Regions from separate parts of the Homo sapiens genome. Here region 2 is linked to region 1. The links are chromatin loops, found by intact Hi-C in ENCODE. Cell type or tissue: psoas muscle. All regions are shown on one strand.

Region 1 (2,500 bases):
GTAGCCTGGAAAGCCTGCCCCTGTGGTCTCTTCCTTTGTCCCCTCTGACTGTGGTGAGGGGCAGCCTCTATTGACAGTGTGGGAACATGGGAACACAAGACAGAATGCCCTTTGGGCACCCGTTCTTCCTGAATTTAAGTTCCAGGTAATTTCACAAAGTTGGGAGGAAAAGGATGGAAAAGAAGGAAGAAAATGAATATTTCCTACATCTTCTATGGGTTAGCCCTGGAACACCCGCTTTGTATAAATAATCTCTGATTCCTCACAAGATGCAAGGTGACACAGCTGGCAGGGGCAGAGCTGGGCTTTGAACCCAGGCAGAATTGTTCCATGTGCACCATATTTCCTGTGCCCCATATACCTTATTAGTGTCTCAAGGATGCTAACATTTTCCTAATTAGCTACATTTGTCTTCTTTAGGAAACTCTGGAACCCCAAAGTGCTTCAAGAACTGCAAAGAGAGTTCTTGCAGTGATAGTAAGATATCTGTGAAGTGAATGAAGGATGGTATGGAGAGGAGCTGGAGTTCATGTAGGAAACATGGATGAGCCTAATAAGCTTTGTTCCCTACAACTGCTAGCTAGGACTCATTGGGTCTGCAAACACCGTGAACCTTATTGGACAAGAGAAATGTTTACTTACTTGCATACCCTCATGTGTTTTAAAGCAGAGTCAGGGAGAACTATGCCCCTTCTCAAACACGTCCTCTCTTTTGGTGATCTAATAAATTACTGGGTGAGTGTAACAGAGAAAGGTCAGGCTGGGCGCAGTGGCTCACACCTGTAATCTCTACACTTTGGGAGGCCGAGGTGGGTGGATCTCCTGAGGTCAGGAGTTCGAGACCAGCCTGGCCAACATGGTGAAATTCCGTCTCTACTAAAAATAAAAAAAATTAGCTGGGCACGGTGGCATGTGCGACTGTAATCCCAGCTACTTGGAGGCTGAGGCAGGAGAATCACTTGAACCCAGGAGGCAGAGGTTGCAGTGAGCCGAGATCAGGCCACTGCACTCCAGCCTGGGGGACAGAGCAAGATTCCGTCTCAAAAAAATAAATAAATAAAAAATAAAGGTCAGCAAAATACCCCCATAGCAGTAGTGATTCTCACTGATAGCCTCTCTGTGGCTACAGCACAAACTCTTCCACCCTTCTTTCTCATTTCCATCCCTAAAAATATTTGCTGTTATTTGCAAACCTAAAGAGACTAAAGAAATGGGCATAGACCAGTGGAAGTCTCCTTAGAGTTACTTTCACTGTGCATACTTTAGAGAAAGTAGAAAAGTTTTCCAAGAAGGGAAAAAGGGGCCACAAATTATATGTTTGACGCACAACTCCAAATCCTGCCCACTATGTCTTCTCTCATCATTCCTGATACAATTTTAATTCTTTCTTTTGTTCTCTCAAATATTAACAAGAGTTCATATCCCCTGGTATCACATCAAGTTTATTCTGGAAATACTAAACTCTCCACAGAGACTTGGGACAAAGAAACATAATTAAAGGCTCTTATCAAGTGTTATGTCCTAGTTTTGTCCTAGTTTTACACAATGCTTTTGATGAATGAAGAAAATGGCAATAAGTAATTTGTTTTTTTTCTGCTGGAGAATAATATGGGAATAGGAACTTGCACAGCAACAAGCTTGGAAAGTAATCTGTCCTATAGTCTCTGAGTCTTAAAAGCTCAGTCTACCTCTAAGAAAGGAGAGGCAACTCTACTTTTATGGGATGTCTATGTGTGTGGAGGGGAGTATGAATGAGGCTAGTTATGCTGTAAAATAGCCACATCGTTTCTTGCTACATTTTTGTGCTTCCAGCCCATATACACTTCGTGTGTTTCTTGGCTTCCTTATTCGGATGAGGCACCAGCATTCAAGTGAACTGAGGGTGCAGTTTTAAAAGCTGCTTTTTGCGACAGGGGTGGTGGCCTAGCCCACAGGAAATGAAGAAAACTGATAGGTCCAAACTTTGAGTTCCCGCAGAGGCCTGAAATCAGGACACTTGCTCTTGAGGACAAGAACTACTTTGTAAAGAATAACCAGTGTACCCACAGCTCAGAATGCTCTGTGCCTAAGCAAAGCCAAGCCCCGAAACTCATTTTTCCATAAACAAGCCTCAGCCGCAGAGACATAACTCTCTTTAGACTCTCTGGATGATTTCATTTACTCGGCATGCCAAAGCGCCCAGATGTATGATTCGCTCAGCCTCATTCACTGGGGAAACTGATCTTTTCTTTTGATTTGGTATTAGCAGAAATGTCATTTATCAAAGCTTTTCGGGCAGGTTGCCTATCTGGAATTTGTCTCCTAAGACCCTGAAGTCATTTTCAGGGTGACTGTCCCTCCCCACCTCCACCCTGCCATAGTCACATGTACTCTCTTCCTAAAGAATTTAGACCTCCAGTTCTTTCTCATGTAGTGTTTTTCCTTTCTGGGTTTTCTTTCTTTTTTTTTTTTTGGTCTGATACATCCCTTTTGGTCTCTAGGATATTTCCATGCATAAATG
Region 2 (2,500 bases), 110 kb before region 1:
ATATCTTTTCAATGTCTTGGAAGACCAGGTACAACTTTAGAACTCCTACAATGTTCATAGTCCTTCCACAGAAATGGGTGGTTTAAAGAGAGACATCATCCTGAGCCCTGGTAATCAATTTGCCTTCCTCCCCCCTGCCTGCTCCATCCTACATCAAGAGGGGCCTTGTGATATGTGGACACCCAAGCTCGCTCTCTGTCTCTCTCTCTCTTTCTCTCTCTCTCTCTCTCTCTCTCTCACATACAGACACACACACACACAGAGCTATCCCTTAAACAACCCTCGTGCAGAGATTGCACAACCAGTAGCAATGACAGCCTTCAGGAAGATGGCTTCAAGGATCCATGCAAACTGCAGATACCAGTTCAGGGCCTTCTGGACAGCGAATGTGGGTTCCCACATAACCAAATCATGGTCTAAAAATGAAAAGAGAGTAAGACTGGAAGGCCCAAAAGTCACCTCACCCCATAGGCATGGCTCTGACCAGAGAAGAATGACAGCAGAGTACCATCTAAGGCCCAGGACAGAGGCCAGTTGTGTTCATATACTAGGTCTATATTTTAGTTGTAGAGCTGAAAAAAATTGGAGGAAAATATTCCCTCAGAAAAGAGAAGAAAAAAAAAAAAAAAAAAGAGCTGCATGTCTTGACCTTTCCCAGATAGAATCTCCCCAGTCATAGGTACGGGCCCTGAAGCTAAATCTCATCTAATAATGATAGCTTCAAACCTACAAACAAAACACAGATGCTAGGGAACCCTTAAGAGTCTAAGCAGGAGGCCATAAGTAGACTAAACTGACTACACCCAAGAGGATAGTTGCTACTTGTTGGGTGCTAAGACCTAGAAAGCTGACTGTGGCAAGTAAAAGGCAGAAGTACTCCTGATGTAATGGGTGAGGAAGAGAATCTTAACCTCCTATAAGTTTTCAAATTGTCCCCTTCAAAAGTCAAACTGTCCCCTTCTTCTTTGTTATGTTGGATAAAGTCGGCTCTTCTTGCCCTCATCAGCAGTTGTACACGATTGTACACAAATGATTGTCCTACACACTCAAAATTTGGGGTTTACAATACACATCTTTGCAAATGGGGTATGTCCAACTGCTATAAGTGGCCAAACCACAGGTCACCCACCATGAGTCCTACCACTAAGACACCATTGTCAAACTGTGGGCTGTAGAGTTTCCTTATGCAAAGAAACTCTGCCTTATCTTGATTTTCTGTGGTACAAATGTAGTCAGGAAGGAGGCAGATAATGCAAGCAAACCAAATCAATTAAATCAGGAGCACTGAACTGATGACATTAGATGGTAAGCTTCCCCTCTCTCAAATCTGATATCCATTCACCCCTCTTCAGCCTCCCTCCCAACACACGCATACACACATAGAGACCACACGAAAGAACCTAGCAGCATGCAAGCACAAGAAGCTTGGGCCACACACTCATACATGCACCCAGGCAAAACTCCAGAGAGACCCTGAGCAGGATCCATCTTTCCATCCATAAAATAAAGATAATAAAACTTATCTTGGAGATTTCTTCCTAGGATTAAATGAGATACATAATATCAAGTGGCTGTCTCAGGGTAGGTTCTCAAATGTTAATTGTCTTTCTCTTCCTTCTCCCTGAGATGAGACAATTTGCCTGTCCAGCATTCCAAACCCTTTGGCATGCCAAGCAAAGAAGTATGAGTCATTATCTTGCCTCAGTCACAAGCAACAAGTACCTGTGGAGCAAAATATTACCAGGAAAGTAGAGAGTGCAAAAGAAGCGGTGAGCATTCTTGCTGCGAATGCATATCTGTTCTACTGAAAATCATAACTTAAATCTGCTGAAGTTGTACATAAGGACCTGGAGGGTAGAAGCTAACAAGGTAACAGAGTTATGCTTTTATGTGGAACTTGGCCAAATAATGCCATGCTGTAGCCAGGAAGTATGTTTCCCCTGCACCCTATTTAAAACTGCTTTGGTGGTTTGCATCAGACCTAAATAATATCCACGCTACTCTAGAGTAGGCAGTGGTGGCTACAAGACCACACTTCCCTTCAACCAACGCTGCTTCACCCTTATAAACCAAAACATAAAACCCAATGAAAAAAGAAACTTAAAAAATAAATTTAGATTTTAGCACTTCATTCGTAATAAAATTCTCTTTCCGACACCCTTCTATGAAAAAAAAAAAAAAGAGGAATCAGTATCTACTGGATAATTCCTCTGGTGACTTTATTTAAAATTTTGCAGTGGCTTTCAAGGCCCTACACTGATTCAAAATTTATGGCTAAAGGAATTGCATGAAAACTTCTAGCAGCTTTCCATCATGTTTGTCAGAAGTTGAAACATCTTTTTCCATATTTCATGAGAATACAAGAACCAATTCCATACTTCAAAAACAGTCAAATTACTTATTGTGATCAGAACTAAAACTATTCTAACTGAAAGTAAAGATTTTACTATTTGGACCAAACACCTAACAAACAGTGACTGCTTAGTTAAATGCTCGACCT

Evidence for each region. A loop is a pair of places that touch in the nucleus more often than their neighbours do. Peaks named below come from ENCODE experiments on the same cell type or tissue, not always from the same donor. Only the 100,000 strongest peaks of a DNase experiment are listed, where the experiment ranks them.
Region 2: it touches region 1 in a loop (2.1-fold over the local background); 8 of 110 quality-filtered maps call a loop at or near these places.

The regions. Positions count from the first base shown.
Region 1 is chr3:30,496,266-30,498,765 of GRCh38, reverse strand. No RefSeq gene overlaps it. Among named protein-coding and RNA genes, the nearest start is that of LINC01985, 21 kb to the left of the region's middle. In psoas muscle, no CTCF peak of the experiment used is centred here; no DNase peak of the experiment used is centred here; H3K27ac peaks cover 1,222 bases.
Region 2 is chr3:30,611,264-30,613,763 of GRCh38, reverse strand. The region is part of intron 1 of TGFBR2 (transforming growth factor beta receptor 2); the gene reads right to left. Among named protein-coding and RNA genes, the nearest start is that of TGFBR2, 5.9 kb to the right of the region's middle. In psoas muscle, no CTCF peak of the experiment used is centred here; no DNase peak of the experiment used is centred here; H3K4me3 peaks cover 651 bases; H3K27ac peaks cover 1,385 bases.